2 separate regions of the Mus musculus genome follow, and region 1 is linked to region 2. Evidence: chromatin loops called from intact Hi-C (ENCODE). Cell type or tissue: heart. All regions are shown on one strand. Links, peaks and the distances in the headings refer to the core of each region. The heading gives the core; the rest is flanking DNA.

Region 1 (8,371 bases), core at 332-8,331, 180 kb after region 2:
CGCGCTTGCGCAGCACTGTGTGTGTGTGTGTGTGTGTGTGTGTGTGTGTGTGTGTGTGTGTGTGTGTATGTGTGTGTGTAAATGTGGCTTTCCCAAATGCCAACCACCTCCCTGGCTGGCTGGGGTGGCCAGACCGGCAAGGTAGCGCAGCCATGCCCAGGAAAGGGAAAGCACCCTTGGAGGAACAAACACATGACGCCTCCACAGCATACTCAGGCAACATCCCAGGTGTCCTTCTTGTCTCAGGGTCTCATGGTGCAGAAAAGGAATTGAAGGTAGTGCACCTAAGGTGTGGGCGGGGCTGTACTAATGATTCCCCCACCCCCAGTCACGACTCGATAGGGAAAGGTCCTTGTTCCCCACACTGGTGGGAGTGCAAAGGACAAAAGACGCTCATCTGTTCCTGGCCTGAAAATTTTGGTTCCCATGGCGACGGTGCGCAGGGCCGCGCAGTGGCGGGGGGGGGGGGGGGGGCTGTTGCCAAGCAGAGGGAGGCGGGCGGGGGCGCGGGGGAGGCCGCCCACAGGGGCGCCCCAAGGCTTGGCCAAGATGGCTGCTCACCAGGCCTCTGCCAGAAGCGTGGAGAAACTGAGGCTAGGGCACATCATGGGGTGGGGTGGATTCAGAAGGGGCTTGTTAAAACTGCACCTGACTCAGTCCGGGAATGAAGATGATTCTGGAGTAATAAAGGCCATTTTGGCCATCCATCCCTACTTCCCACACCAGCGTGAGCATGCAAACCCCTTTCCCATGGAAGAAGAGCCCGCAGGCTCCACCGTCACCAGTGTTTTTCAGACTGGATGGTGGAGGAGTTGTGGGGCGAAACCTGAATAAACGATGTACCCCCCCCCAGAAGGCTACGTTTCCTCAGCGCACCCAGGCAGAGAGCAGCGGGCATCAATTTTGGTGGGTGGCATGGGGCGCATACGTAGGTCGGGAAATGAATTCAGGCTGGAGGGGGTGGGGCATGGTGAGGATGGTAATGAGAGGTGGGGGAGGAAGATGGCTGGAGACCCAAGGCGAGGAAGGCGGGGTCATGAGAGCCAGCGAGAACGCAAGCCTAGACATGGAGTCCCCACAGAACGTCCACCAGGCCCCCCAAGTAGGATACGGTGCGGAAAAGCGCAGAGAACGCGACGCCAGGCTCGTGAGGATCCAGGAGGCCAAGGCGACAACGCTCTCGCCCTGTCACTAGGGTAAACTGAGGCCAAGGGCAGGCATGGGCTGGCTCCCTCTCGGGGCTGCGGGCGGTGGGCGGGGTGCAGGGCCGCTCAGGCCGTTCCCACGCTCCGCTCCCTTCCCGGAGCCGCGCGCGACAGGACCAGTGGGCCAGGGCGGACCCTGGAACTGGTCGCCATCCCCTGGCCGCGCGCATTCGCCCGCCCGTCCCCGCCCGGCCCCGTGCGCCAGGGCCCGCCGCGCCTACCTCAGCGCCGGGGCGTGCGGCCCATGGGCGGCGGGAGGGCGGGCGGCAGATACACGGCTCTCCCGGTTGGCTCTGGAGCTCGGTGGCCGCGGAGCCGACGGAGAATTTATGAATGGGGAGAGCAGCGCACGGGGGAGGCGCGCAGGAGAGGTGGGGCCGCGCACGTGACCGCGTTGGCGGTGCTCCCGCTCCGGCCCCTGGCTCTGTGCACCCGGTAACCGCCCGGTCCCGCAGCCTGACCGCCCCCGCCGCTCTCGCCGCCGCGTCTGGCTCGCACTGCGATGGCCACCGCCTCCCCTTCCCTTCCGGCGGGGGCGTGGGGCGGAGCCTGAGCTCCCGCGCCCCCTCCCGCTGTAGCGCAGTCCCGCCCCCCTCACCCCTGCACGACTCAGCCTACCTGGTGCTGCAATGTCCCAGAACCCGGTGCGGGCGGGGCGCATTACGCCCCTAAGCTAACGCGGGTATCTCAGGTCTCTGGGACCCTCAACTATCTAGTTTGTCACCTGCCACTCCAGATGTGCAATTCCAGTTTGCATATCCCCTTGGTTTACAAGCCATGAGATATAGGTACATCCCCATCCCCACTTGCATGTTTTTCTTTTATGCTGCTCTTTGGCAGGTTCCTTTATGGGTCCAGCAGATAGCCAGTGCTGTAAAACACCTACTGGGAACTTGCCCTCAGAACTGTGATGGTCCCGCACACCTGCATTTGTAAGGTGAAATCAAGTGGATCAGGAGCGCAAGGTCAACCTCAGCTACACAGAATTCTAGGCCAGCCTGAGCAGCACAAGACCCCTTCTCAAACAAGAGAACTGTAGTGAAAGAGCTGAGCAAACTAAGGTACCTGCGGCCGAGCCCAAGCAGCCATGTTTCATCCCTCAGTCCCGAATAGGAAAGGAAGAGTGCCTCCCCTCACAAGTTGTCCTTTGACACCCAAAGATTTGCTATCCCCTTGCCCACTAACTAAATGAATGTAATAACATTTAAACTTGCATCCATAGAGGTCTGTTATGGAATGATCCATACCTTATAACTCCTTCCACTTGCAGACAGTTCTCTTCCCGGTGGTGCCTGGGTTCGAACCCAGGGTCAGTCTCATTATAAGAGCCTATGCACCAGGCGTGGTGGGGCACGCCTTTAATCCTAGCACTGCGGAAGCAGATGCAGGTGGATCTCTGAGTTCGAGGCCAGCCTGGTCTACAGAGTGAGTTCCAGGACAGCCAGGGCTACACAGAGAAACCCTGTCTCGAAAAACCAAAAAAAAAAAAAAAGAGCCTATGCTCCCAGACCATACCTGCTTATTCCCTGCTTGGCCACACAGTCAAATAAGTGTCATCATGAAGGTGGGTCGCTTACACTGACTTCCAGGACACCATCCTCCTTTTCATTTCAGTGAAGGGGATTAATCCACAGACCCGAGGCTGGCCTGCACTACCAGGATAGACTTCCGAACCCAACCAGGTTGGTCTCAAGCTCATGAGTGTGTCAGAACACATGGATTTTCCAAATACTAAATATTCTGGGGGGGGGGGTCGTGAATTTACATGCCTTTGAAGGTCAGAGGAGGATGTCAGATCTTCTGAAGCTACAGGCAACTGTTAGCTGTCCCCCATGGGCACTGAGAATGAAGCACACGTCTCTTGGAAGAACAGTGCTCGTTGCTGATCTCTGAACTATCTCTCCAGCACCCTAGGTTTAGTTTTTAGAAGACTTGTCTGGTAAGGCACAGTGGCCATGGGGGTAGGAAGAGGACACTCACCACCGGACAAGCATGATCTTTCTAGCGTTGAGTTCTTACTTCATGGAGCATTTGAGTAGATATGGGATCCTGGGACGGGTATGGGTGTGTGTGTGTGTGTGTGTGTGTGTGTGTGTGTGTGTGTGTGTGTGCGCGCGCGCGTGTGTATCTGTTTAAGAGCTGGAGTAGGGAAGGGAATGGGGTTTCTAGCTGCCCACTGCCCAGGGAAACTGTCCAGATTATAGAGACTGGGAACTAGGTGTCTCTCATAGAGATTGATTAAGGCCAGGACTGCTGGCTTTTGAGCAGGTCTGCGTGCCAGAGTCTCTAGTTAGTAGAATAAGTTTGTAGTCTAGCTTGTAGTCTTGCATCTGCCAGGCTCTGGTTCAAGGGTGACCACGACCCTCTAGCTGCCAGCTGCTCCTCTAAGATCCAACAAAGCTAATGGCTTTCCTTCTGTTTGCCCCATCAAGCCTATGCCTGCATTTTCTGTGAACCTACGTGGTGGGGCATGGGGACCAAGAGCTGAGCGGAGGCCGGAACCTGCGTGAGTGCGGGGGCAGGGTGATGACGTCATGACCGAGAGCGAGGCTGCGCGGACAAGACTGGCGTCAGTGGGGCCCCTTGGCCGCCTGCGCACGGGCTCCTGCGTCAGTGGCACGCAGGGGCGGAGGCCCGCAGGGAGGGGACTGCGGAGAAGAGCGAGTACATCTCCAGGTTTCGCGCGCCCTCTGCCGCCATCCGGTGCACTTCTTTCCTGGCACGACCTCTCCCCAGCACGCACCGCAGCGGGCATCATGAAATTTAATTATTTATTTAGCAGCTTCTCATGATGTAGTCCTGGTTGGTCTCAAACTCATGGAGCCCCGCTTGAGTCTTCCTCCGGGGAGTTGGGATTAACTGCGCCTGGCATATGCATATATATATATGTGTGTGTGTGTGTGTGTGTGTGTGTGTGTGTGTGTGTGTTTCGAGATAGGATTTTTCTGTATAATCCTGGCTGTTGGCTGTCCTGGAACTCACTCTGTAGACCAGGCTGGTCTCAAACTCAGAAAGCCGCCTGCCTCTGCCTCCCAAGTGCTGGGAATAAAGGCACGCGCCACCACTGCCCATCTATATTTGATGCACTTTTGGAAATAGGTTGTTCCGAGTGCGGGGATTGCAAGAGTGTGTCACCGCACTCTACATTTTAATTCTTCTGTTCCAACACGTTACAGGTTTGCTTCTTCTGGGCCTCGAATGCTTGGCACCTGATATCAAGCCCATATCATTTCCGCGCAAACATTCCCCTCCTGAGGGAATATGTTCGTTTGCAGAAAGAACCGCATCCCAAGAACCCAGAGTCGTTTGCTGTTAGAAGGCGAAGAAAACTACAATTCCCAGAATGACCCACCCGGCATAGGAGGATCCCACTTCTAGGCATCACTGCAAGGGGTGGGGCCAAGGGAAAGTATACCTCCCAGAATGCTCAGCGCGTACTGCATCGCGCAGCCTTCGGAGAATCCTGTGCGCGTGCGTTCTTGTGGGAACTGCGCCTCCCAGAAGGCACCGCGCGTCGTCCTTCTCCCTCCCTGAAGGCCGCCTCGCTTGCCCAGTGTGTCGGCCGCCCGCGAAGCTAGAGTCCACTGACTTTTCCGCCACCATGTTGCCCGCCTCACTGCTTCGTCACCCGGGCCTGCGCCGCCTGATGCTTCAGGCGCGTACATACGCCGAGGCCGCCGCTGCACCTGCCCCCGCCGCCGGGCCCGGACAGATGTCCTTCACCTTTGCCTCCCCGACGCAGGTACGAACTCACATCCCCCAGACTCGTCAAGCCCCTGATCTGACCCGTGGAAGAGGTTCTCTTGTATTAGGTCATTTGTTTCATCCCCATGGGGCCCTGTGAACCTCCCCCCACCCCAGACCTCACCCCTGGATGGGGTCACCTGGACCCAGGGCTCGACCTCAGTGTTCACTGAAACTTCATGCTCCACCCCTAAGGGCGTCACCTGGACATAAGACTCCACCCTCTGGGAGGTGGATCACCTATATCTGGAACCCAGATTTTGCCTTCACAAACCCTTCTGTTTTGGGGTGTTCTAGGCTCTACACCTTGGTGGTGGTCACTCAGGCCCTGTCCTTGGGTGTTGTACCCGAGATTGATATGAACCCCAGGCTCTACTCAAGGCTTAGGTGGTGTCACTTGGAGCTAGGATGAACAATGGAGCACAGAGCAATGCCTTTGGGTTTTACATGGCTCACAGTTTCTACCCGTGGGGGATTCCCCAAGTCCCCAAGCTGTTGCCCAGATAGGGGTCACCAGTACCCAGACCTGGAGCTCTTGGAAATTGCCTGGACCCAGATCCTGAAGGAGATTTGGACTCAGAACAGAAGCCTGGCCACTGTTGGGGTCACCTGGGATTGACCGAAGCTCCTCATCCTGTTGGGTTTGCCTGGACCAAATATCCTTTTTTTTTTTTTTCTTTAAAGATTTACTTATTTATTGTATGTAAGTAAACTGTTTGTTTTCAGACAAACCAGAAGAGGGCATCAGTTCTCATTATGGGTGGTTGTGAGCCACCATGTGGTTGCTGAGATTTGAACTCAGGACCTTCGGAAGTGCTCTTACCCACTGAGCCATCTCTCCAGCCCTGGACCTAATATCCTTAATTGGATAGACCTTAGCCAAGGTTTTACCAACTTACAGCCATGCTATTTGTAAGCCTGGGTTGGTTTTACACTTTTGACTACCTCATAGCAACTTCCTGAGTGGTTGTGAGACAGCCTTTGGGTTTCTCAGAAACCCCATACCAGGGGCTGGATCAGCACGCTGCACTACACTGCATTGCCCTCTGTTTCAGTCACCTCTTCTAGACACTCTTTTAGACATAGACATTTCACAGGTGAGCAAGCTGAGTCTAATGTCAGCTCTTGGTAGTGTCTGTGTCCCATCAGAATTCCATCCTCTCTGTGCCCACTGTACAGCAGGCATGGGATAATGCCTACCCCATGGTGTACACTCTCTGCAGGTGTTCTTTGACAGTGCCAACGTCAAGCAAGTGGACGTGCCTACGCTGACTGGAGCCTTTGGCATCTTGGCATCCCATGTCCCCACACTACAGGTCCTACGGCCTGGGCTGGTAGTGGTTCACACAGAAGACGGCACCACGACTAAGTACTTTGGTGAGTGTGGCCCAGGATGCATAGACGTTCAGGTTTGAGAAGGGCAGGGAGAAAGCAAAGGGAAGAAGCTTGCCCAGCCTGCCATGACAAAGATGTGGTCATCTGGGGCACAGAGTAAAGCCAGCAGCTGACCTCGCCATAGCTGGGCAGGAAGACATGGAGAAATGACGGTTGAGGAGCTAAGCCTTTAGGGTAAGATAGCCTTGGTGTAGGAGGGAGCCGGTCTGAAGGACCCACGTTTCCGGGTTGGACTTCCATCTTGCCCCTTCTCCAGATGAAGGGGTGTGTCTTGTCTTCTCTCATATCTCATTATTTAACAATACCCACGATGGAACCCAGGGCCTGGAGCTTTCTAGGCAGGGGATACAGCCCATGGTCATCGCTGGGGGATTCCAGCCGAGGGCTCCGGGCTCCGTCCACGAGTCAGGCCCCCACACACTGTTGTTCTGTATGGTTATGTTTGGGCAAGTACCAGAGCAGGCGTGGCGGTGAAGGTGGGAAGGATGTGTGCACACATGTGACGGAAGGACATTGGTGGCACCCTCCTTCATAAGCTCTTTCTGTCTTTGTTCCTTTGAGATGGGCAGAACCTGAGTTTGCCACATTCTTAGCGAGGCAGGCTGGCCAGTGAGCCACAGACACTCTCCTGCCCTACTCCTCACCATTAGGATTGGCTTCCCGCAAACTCTGCTCCTTCTCTCTGCACAGTGGGTACTCTCTCTGCACTGGCTCTGGGGCCCTTCAGTTTCCTTTTCGGTTTGCTTTCTGATTTTAAAGCAGTGTTTCCTTAGCCATGCTGACTTTGAATTTCTGATCCTCCACCTCCTGGGTGATAGGGGTGACAGGTTTATGTTGGCATACCCAGTTTCTGCCTTGCTGAGGGTTGAACCCAGGATCTTGCACATGCCAGGCAAACACAGTACCCACCGAGCCTCAGTCCTGGCTCCTCTTTTACACTTAGTTTGAGGGAAGACCTCTCTGTGTTGTCTTGAGTGGCTTTGAACTGGCAGTCCCCTACCTCAGCCTCCCCAGGGGGCTAGGCGACAGGTGTGCACCGGGCCTGGCCATCCTTTGCCACCATCCACATGCTTGGCCTGTGCCCCAGTCTTGCAGGGTCACTCTGCAAGTGGCCTAGAGTGGGCATTGGCCTGGGGAGGCAGAGGGCTGGTGGCCCTGAGCACACATGGGCGGTGAGGCTGCCCAAGGAGGCTGCTCAGACCCTCTCCTCCACAGTGAGCAGCGGCTCCGTCACTGTGAATGCCGACTCCTCTGTGCAGTTACTAGCTGAAGAAGCTGTGACACTGGACATGCTGGACCTGGGGGTGAGCAGTGGATGGGAAACTAAGGCAGGGCAGGGCAGGGCAAGTGCTGCTCACAGGAGTGTGCTTTCCTGCTTCCGGCCCTGCCTGTCCCTCACACTGGCCCACTCCTCTGCAGGCAGCCCGGGCCAACCTGGAGAAGGCGCAGTCAGAACTGTCAGGTGCGGCGGACGAGGCAGCACGGGCTGAGATCCAGATCCGTATTGAGGCCAATGAAGCCCTAGTGAAGGCCCTGGAGTAGGTGGTACCTACTGTCTGACACCCACGGGGAAACTGAGCCAGGTCCAGGCCGATGAGAAGTTCCCAGTGGGCTGAAGTGGCCACCAGGGGTCAGCAGTGCTCCAGTTGCTGGGCTTAAAGCTTCCTGGTGCCTGTCTGCCAGGTCATGGAGGATTCCCCAATCTGGCATCCCCACGATGCCTCTGGAGAGATGGCCTTGATTGCCCCTCAAAGCCACCTGAACCGTCGTCAACTTACCCAGCCTGTCTCCATTAAACACCAGGAACCAACTGAGTGTTCTGTTTCTAACTGCACAGCACAAAGCTAGGGCTCTCTTCAACCCTGCCTGGGGTTCCTGTGTCTGGCTGGGCCCCCAGAGGCAATCGGCGACTCTGGGTAGGAAACATGGTGGCTGGTTGTTGGGGTGCTGCCTGCTGGAATGGGTGGGATGGGCAAGCGTTGAGGGCAGGGCATGAAGTAATGGGTGTGACTAGTGCTGCTGGCCAG
Region 2 (8,321 bases), core at 322-8,321:
AACTAGAATCAAAGGTGTGTGCTGCCACACCTGGCTTGGCCACTTCCAGCTGTGATGTGCCTCAGTGGGCACCAGGGAGAGGGTCCCTGGGCACACCTTGACGGGCAGTGACCTTACACAGGGGACTTGGGAGACTGCATGACTCAAGGCAGATGCGGCCTAGTGGACAGGCCCAGACCTGGCCCACCCGATGCTCATCCTGCCTGCTCTGACTGAGGCTGGCCCAGGCTAGTCCATCCTCAGGTTGCTGACAGAATTGAGGAAAACAGCTGCTGGCTGGCTCCTACTAGCCCCTCAAACCAGCATTTTATACCCTGTTCCTGAGGAAGGATGTCATCCACCTGCCCCTGACACCCAACTTGGGGGTGAAGGATAAGGGCCAGCTGTTTTTGTATTTGTTTATTTATTTTTAAAGTCTTTCAGGAAAATTGGCTTAGTTGGTCCTGCTGTTTTCTCTCCTTGGCCAAAGAGCATCAGAAAGGGAACTTGAGTGGCCCTGAGGCTGCACAGCTCTGAGATGCCTCAGAGCCCTGTAGCACATCCCACCCAGGGATCCGAAACTACTCAGACCGGCAGAACAAAATTCCAGGGAGGTCAATTGGACCTCCCTCCTCCTGGGGGTGGGGGGGAGGTTCCAGTATCATCCTTTCCCTCCCTCCTCCTGAGGGGGGATCCACTATCATCCTTTCTCCCCGAGGAGTCCCCAGATGATGGGCCATCCATGGGGGGATGGTTAGGCAGTGACAGAATGGAAACATTGGGGCTACTGTATGGGGAATTATGTTTGTGCCTCAGTTTCCCCTGATGCAGCTCCCTCAATCATTGGTGGTTCCTTCCATTTTTTCAGAGGTCTGGCAACTGGGTGGTCTCAAACGCCCAAGTGTGGCTTTTGTTCTTAAAGCCTACACAACTGGACTATCCTCATTCCAGGGGCTGGGCTGGAGGCGGGCTGACCTCTAACCTCAGAGTCTGCCTGGCCACCCACCCCCAGGGAAGGAACGTGACCAAGCCTCAAGGGCTGGCCTGCTGCAGGAGAGCCTGCCCCAGCTGCTGTCCCTGCCCAGCACCCTAGAATGGAGGCTGAGAAAGCTTCAGGTCAGATAGGGATGTACCTGGGGCCTGAAGCACATGAACCCATCAGCCACAGGTTGTTGGGGCGTGGGGGGAGGCAAGGAACCAGTGGACTAGATTCCTACAAGGAGCTCACCCACCATTCAGACCTGACAAGTGGAACTTTGCACCCAAGTTCAAGCTCCCAAGTTGGCCTTTGACACACATACCTGACCCCCGTGCTGAGGACCCAAAGAAGATAGATTGTCTTCTATCTTTCTTTTATTTCTTATTATCTATTTAAATTCTGACATGGGGTCTCATGTACCCAGACTAGCTTCAAAGGCACCAAGTAGCCCAAAATGACCTCAGATTCCTGGTCCCAAGTGTTTGCAATGACACCTGTGCACCCATGCTTGTTTTCTGTGACACTGGGGATGAAACCCATCCAGGGCTTCATGCTGCTAATCCAACCCCCTCTACCAACTCTTCTACCCCCACTACTGAGCCCTTTCTTTCTTTCTTTCTTTCTTTCTTTCTTTCTTTCTTTCCTTCCTTCCTTCCTTCCTTCCTTCTCCTTCTACCCCCACTACTGAGCCCTTTCTTTCTTTCTTTCTTTCTTTTCTTTTCTTTTCCTTCCTTCCTTCCTTCTTTCCTTCCTTCCTTCCTCTCCTTCTCTTTCTTTTTGTTTTTTTCAAGACAGGGTTTCTCTGTGTAGCCCTGGCTGTCCTGGAACTTACTCTGTAGACCAAGCTGGCCTCGAACTCAGAAATCCGCCTGCCTCTGCCTCCCAAGTGCTGGGATTAAAGGCGTGCGCTACCACTGCTGCCTGGCTGAGCCATCTGTTTCTTGTTTCATTGTTTTTTAAATTAAATATGTATGTATCTGTGGGGGGGGGGTACATTCACTGGCATGCAGGTCCCTCTGAGTGCCAAAGGTGTTGGATCCCTGGAGCTGGAGTTACAGGTGACTGTGAACCACCCTGGAGAAGGTGCTGGGAACTGAACCCAGGTATCCTGCAAGAATAGCAAGTGCTCTTACCCACTGAGGCAGCTTGAGATAACCTCTCATTTCTCTTCTTAGTCACACTTTAGCATTAAAAGTAGCTTCATCCTAGCTCATAGGCAGCTGAGGTAGGAGTGTCTGGTGTTTAAGAACAACCTGAGCTTAAACCTTGGGGAATAAATTTCCTCTCTCCCATAATGAAGTAGCACATGACTGTCCCCTCTAACGTTCTCAAATGCAGCTCTACATGCTCCATCCTCTGCCAGACCTGTGTCTGTGCCACTGGACAGCACCTTGTTCCTGAGTTTCTTGCTCAAAGTGGTGCCTTCTCTTGAGAACCACCTACCGTGTCCTCCCTGTTCCCCCGCAGCTCGAGCCTGCCATCTTGGGGCCACATTGGGTGACACGCCTCACTCGGACTCGTTTCCTCTCTTTCTGGCCTGAGGTCGCAGGGTCGCTGAGTCCAATGCTTGCACCCAGCATGCAACCTTGCTCCCTTCACAGGCCCAATAGCTGCTCTTAGACCCAGCTCACCATCCCACCGTGCGTCCAGCTCTGCTGCCACGGCAGGCGCAGCGCTCTGGCAGCCACATTCCCAGCTGCGATTCCACAATTGCTTGCAATCTCCTTTACTAACAGCACATGGAGGGAGGGAGGGAGGGAGGGAGGGAGGGAGGGAGGGAGGGGACACTTGGTTTTAGACCTGGCCTATGACCAGCAGCTGTGACCCGAGGCTAAAGGTTGCTTGGCTAGAGATTGACCTTTTGGGTCTACACGGAGTGAACCGAATACAAATTTGAAATTTATGGCTCAAAAGAGGAAAGGGCAAAGAAGCGGCAAATCCATAAAGGGCGTGGGTCGATTGGTAAGAGTTTAATCACCAATTCACCTCAGCCAGACATATTATCCTTGATGAGTATGTAGCCTGATTTTACATGCAGTAAGTCACTAACTTCATTTGGTCTAAATAAAGTATAAAGATCAGTGGTTTATATTTTTGCTATAAAACAAGGTTTAAAAAGTAAACCGGGGGCTGGTGAGATGGCTCAGTGGGTAAGAGCACCCGACGGCTCTTCCAAAGGTCTGGAGTTCAAATCCCAGCAACCATATAGTGGCTCACAACCATCTGTAACAAAATCTGACTCCCTCTTCTGGAGTGTCTGAAAACAGCTACAGTGTACTTACATATAATAAATAAATAAATCTTTAAAAAAAAAAAAGTAAACCGGTTTCAGAGGGAAAGCCAGGAAAGGGGACAATATTTGAAATGTAAATAAAGTAAATATCTGAAGAAGAAGAAGAAGAAGAAGGAGGAGGAGGAGGAGGAGGAGGAGGAGGAGGAGGAGGAGGAGGAGGAGAAGAAGAAGAAGAAGAAAAGAAGAAGAAGAAGAAGAAGAAGAAGAAGAAGAAGAAGAAGAAGAAGAAGAAGAAAGAAGAAGAAAAGAAGAAGAAGAAGAAGAAGAAAAGAAGAAGAAGAAAAGAAAGTAAATAAACCGGTCACCGGTGGTGGAGGCTCAAGGCCACCCAGCACATAAAGAGACACTGTCTCGAAAAGAAAGAAGGAAAGAAAGAAAAAAAGAAGGAAAGAAAGAAAAAGAAAACAAAAGAAAGAAAAAAAAAAGACAAACCCAGCAAACAGGTAGCAAAAATACCTTCCACTACACAGAGGTAATACAGTGCTGACCGGCCAGGGACTCCCCAGTCTTCTACGCATGTGCAGGAATCCAGTTTTGTTTTGTTTTGTTTTGTTTTGTTTTGTTTTGTTTTGTTTTGTTTTGTTTTGTTTTGTTTTGTTTTGTTTTGTTTTGTTTTGTTTTGTTTTGTTTTGTTTTGTTTTGTTTTGTTTTGTTTTGCCCCGCCCCGCCCCGCCCCGCCCCGCCCCGCCCCCGAAGAAGCTCCTGGTGTTCTTTAACCTGCTTGGCTGGGTCTAGCATTACGCCTTTCGCGCACTGGCTTGTACGCATGTGCAGGTCGTCTGGCTACGCCCTCTCACCTGCTGCTAGCTCCGCCCCAGAGCCGCGAACTTTTTACGCATGCGCACGTTAGGGCTCCTGGAACCCGTAAAGCACCAGGCAATCAACAGCCTCCTCGGCTTGGTGAAGCTACCGCGCATGCGTAGACTTTCCAGTTTGGCCTCTAGGAGGCGCTATGGCCGTTCTAGTCGGCCAGGAGCCATCTTAACAGTCTCTCTAAGGATGATGGGATTCAGGGGCGGGACTGGCAGAGCAAGATGGCGGCGCCCATGGAAGTGGTGGTGTGTACTGACGCCGCGGCACAGCTCTGGAGCTGCGTGGTGTGGGAGCTTCATTCGGGCGCCAACCTGCTCACCTACCGAGGCGGCCAAGCGGGGCCGCGAGGCCTGGCGCTACTCAATGGCGAGTACCTGCTGGCGGCGCAGCAGGGCAAGAACTACATCTGCGCCTGGGAGCTGCAGCGTAAGGTGTGGGGCCTCAGCGTCCGCGGGGCAGCCGAGAGTCCTGGGGCGCCGCCAGGGTTGGGGTCCCGGCGACCCTGGGGTGGCTGCGTGACAGGGCGTACTCGGAGGCCGAGGGGTTTTCTCCTAGGGAGATGGCGCCAACGCACGCGTGCTCAGATGAAGATCGATGGCGAATCCGCTTTTGCACGCTTGTAGTGTTAGGGACGCCAATTTTGATGCAGAAGGGAAAATGGGGTCCGTTAGAGGTCATGCTTTTGGACAGCATGGCAGATCAGAGATCTTGAGGAGCCGCAGGAAGACAGAGACCGACGGCCCGTCCTTTTGTTACCCTCGTAAAGAGTCGCAGATCTTCATAGTCAGGACTGACTGAGGCCTGGGGTTACTGGTTCTGATGTTTCTGGAACACAGAGCTTCCTTCTTGTCCGCTGGGATCCCTACTGCTGAGCCCTGACCCTGCCCTTCACTGGGAGGTTCTAGGCAGTGGTTCTAACCCTGAGCCGCACCGACAACCCCTCACTTGAGCAGTCTGTCTCCCCAACCCCCTTACTCTTGCTCTCTGTACTAAAAACTTTAACCTTCCATTGCCTCCGTTCTGATACTCACATAGTTTGTCTTGTATCCTGTGTCCCTAGGATCAGCTCCAACAGAAAATCATGTGTCCTGGGCCTGTCACCTGTCTGACCACAGCACCTAATGGCTTGTATGTCCTGGCAGGAATTGCAGAGAGCATCTACCTGTGGGAGGTGAGAACAGCTTGTCACACGTATGTGTCACTTGGGAATGCTAGAGAGTAAAACTGGTTGGTGTCCAGTTTTACCTGAGGTAGGCAGGTGGTCTTGGAGATCTTACCCATGACTTCTGAAAACAAAAATGTGGCCATGTCTATAGGGTCCTCATTTGTGACTGAGATACAGGACAGTGTTCAACCTGCTGGTGGCTCTAGTGCTGTCGTGAGCAACCAGGAAAGAAACTTAGAAAAGGGCAGTGACCAGAATTAGTACAGAGGAGGAGGAGGCAGGAACCAGAAGCAGTGCAGAGGAGGAGGAAAGCATTTATTTACACTTGTGGTTTATATGAGGGAAGTCAGCGCAGGAAGCAGAAAGTCAGTTAACATCCATAGTCAGCAGCAAAGAGAAATGCTCCCGTGATTGACTACACTTGTTGCTCTTGCAGAGGACCTGGGTTCAATTCCCAGCACCCACAGAATGGCTCACAGCCATCCATAACTTCAGTTCTAGAGAACTTGACACCTCTTTTGATCTCAGTAGGCACCAGACTGCCCACTGCATGCACATACAGGCACGCAGGCAAAATACTCATAAAGGAAATAAACCTGAAAAAAGAAAGAAAAACTGTCTACTGAATGAGAGAGCTGGCTCAGCAGTTAAGAACATTGGCTGCTCTTTCAGGGGATCCAGGTTTAGTTCACAGCACTCACATGGCAGCTCACAACTGTCTGTAGCTCCAGGGAACTAAGCACCTTCAAATCTGGCCTCTGAGAGTACCCCTAGACCTACAAAGAAATTTAAAGCCTGGCAGTGGTGGCACACGCCTTTAATCCCAGTCCTTGAGAGGCAGAGGCAGGTGAATTTCTTAGTTCAAGGCCAGCCTGGTCTACAAAGGGAGTTCCAGGACAGCCGGGTCTACACAAAGAAACCCTGTCTCTAAAACCAAAAAAAAAAAATTTTTTTTGCCGGGCGTGCCTGGTCTGCAAAGTGAGTTCCAAGCTATACAGAGAAACCCTGTCTTGAAAAAACCAAAAAAAGAAAAAAGAAAAGAAAAGAAAAAAAAGAAATTTAAAATAAAACTATCCGGGGTCCTGAGAAATGATTCAGCAGTTAAGAGCACCGACTGCTCTTCAAGAGGTCCCAAGTTCAATTCCCAGCAACCACATGGTGGCTCACAACCATCTGTAATCCAATGCTGTCTTCTAGTATCTGGAGACAGCCACAGTGTACTCAAATATATAAAATGAGTAAGTAAACTTAAGAAAAAAAATAAAGTAAAACTTACCATAAGCCCAGTGATAGCCAGCCCCCCTTGTCTCACAGTCAGGCACAAAGGTACCAGCACCCTGCTTCCCACAGAGCCAGAGGTCCTTCTGCTGGCCCCAGCTGCCTGCCTCTGGGTCAGGACTAGTTAATAACCCTGGAGAACTGAAGGGTCCAGGCTGTCCTGACCTGGCCTTATGTGGAGGGAAGGTGCCGGCAGCACAGAGCTGAGCTCAGCCATGTTTCTGCTCCTCCTGGCTTCATCTTCCTCCAAACCATGCCAGGACCTCCATGGCATTCTCAGCCCATGATGCTGAAGCTGGCTTGGGCAGAGAGGAAAACCAAAGCCAAGGTCTTACAGCCCCACAGCGTGGCTTGTGCTGCTGTGTACTGAGGGCCCCGTGTCTGAGACATCCCCTTTATTCTGTGCATATGTACATGCTTTGTACGGGAGTGTTTGCATGTAGGCAACAGGAAACACCTTCAGTGGTTGGTCCTTGCCCTCCATCTTGTATGGGACAGGATCCCACTGTTTCAAGTTTCCAAGAATTCTCAGAATGCCGTAGACAATCACTGTAGACTGGAGATCGGAAGGTGGATCTTCACATTTAAGTGGCAACTACATGTCCTTTGATTTTCGTTGTCAGTCTTATGTGGCCAGGCTGGTGTTGACCTCATTATGTAACCCTTGACTTCCAGACCCACCTGGTACCACCTCCCCAGTGCTGGGGTGGAGCCCAGCACCGAGCCTGTTGGGCAGGGACTCAACACTTGCCGTCTCAACCTTTTAAAGCACTCTTTAAACCCTTTGGTTTTTGGTCTTTTTGAGACAGGGTTTCTCTGTTTAACCCTGGCTGTCCCGGAACTTGATCAGTAGACCAGGCTGGCCTTGAACTAAGGGATCCACCTGCCTCTGCCTCCACCTCTGCTTCTGCCTCTGCCTCTGCCTCTGCCTCTGCCTCTGCCTCTGCCTCCACCTCTGCCTCCACCTCTGCTTCTGCCTCTGCCTCCACCTCTGCCTCTGCCTCCACCTCCGGAGTCTGCGGCTAAAGATGTGTGCTACTGCTGCCCCGCCTCTCTCAGCCTTTTAAAGCAGACTTTTTTTTTTTTTTTTGTATATGAGTATTTGCTTGCGTGTGTGTCTGGTGCCCTTTGGAAGCCAGAGGTGTAGGCTTCTCTGGTGGATGTGACCCTCCTTGTGGGTGCTGGGAATCAAACCCAGGTTCTCTGGAAGCACAGCCAGTGCTCTAACCACTGAACTATCTCTCCAGCCCCAGCTTACTTTTTTTTGTTGTTGTTGTTTTGAGACTGGAACTCACTCTGTAGACCAGGCTGGCCTCGAACTCAGAAATTCGCCTGCCTCTGCCTCACAAGTGCTAGGATTAAAGGCGTGCGCCACCACCGCCTGGCTCCCAGCTTACTTTCTTATGCGACCCAGGACAACCTTCCCAGGCTGGTACCATCCATAGGTGGAGGGCCCAGGTCAAACATTTAATTAAGATACTGGCCCACAGGGCAGCCTGGTGGAAGCAGTTTCTCAGTTGAGGTTCCTTCTTCCCAGGTGACTCTTGTTTGCCTCTCCAAGCCTAGCTTGGTGCCTCCTCTTGATGAAGGGCTGGCTGGCTTTTGCCCCACCATGGTGTCTTTAAAGATTTCTGATGGCCCCCAGGGGTACTGCCCAGCTCATAGGTTCTTGGGCTAAAGCTGATATGGGAATTGTCCCTTTCTCTGGGGTGAGGACCTGTAAGTCTCAGCATCTTTGTGACACCCAGGGGCCTCTGGGGCCTAAGGTTCTGCTGACAATTGTGGCCCACACTCTCTTGGAGATGTGAGCGTGT

The links. Hi-C counts contacts between places; a loop is a spot of excess contacts. Peaks named below come from ENCODE experiments on the same cell type or tissue, not always from the same donor. Only the 100,000 strongest peaks of a DNase experiment are listed, where the experiment ranks them.
Region 1: it touches region 2 in a loop (4-fold over the local background); 6 of 42 quality-filtered maps call a loop at or near these places.

What each region holds. Positions count from the first base shown.
Region 1 is chr10:80,137,660-80,146,030 of GRCm38, forward strand. It overlaps Atp5d (ATP synthase, H+ transporting, mitochondrial F1 complex, delta subunit), which reads left to right and starts at 4,656. Exons shown (of 4, transcript NM_025313.2): 1 at 4,656-4,947; 2 at 6,173-6,326; 3 at 7,560-7,648; 4 at 7,764-8,159. The coding sequence starts at 4,807. The coding sequence ends at 7,886. It also overlaps a transcript of Cbarp not described here and a transcript of Midn not described here. In heart, for the core only: CTCF peaks have their summits at 3,893, 5,681 (motif pointing right) and 7,968 (motif pointing right); DNase peaks (open chromatin) are centred at 1,562, 3,812, 4,652, 7,742 and 5 weaker places; H3K4me3 peaks cover 5,989 bases; H3K27ac peaks cover 4,620 bases; H3K27me3 peaks cover 778 bases.
Region 2 is chr10:79,955,878-79,964,198 of GRCm38, forward strand. It overlaps Wdr18 (WD repeat domain 18), which reads left to right and starts at 4,275. Exons shown (of 10, transcript NM_175450.4): 1 at 4,275-4,495; 2 at 5,125-5,235. The coding sequence starts at 4,286. In heart, for the core only: CTCF peaks have their summits at 2,435 (motif pointing left), 3,188 (motif pointing left) and 4,198 (motif pointing right); DNase peaks (open chromatin) are centred at 1,034, 2,464, 4,144 and 5,204; H3K4me3 peaks cover 2,354 bases; H3K27ac peaks cover 3,099 bases.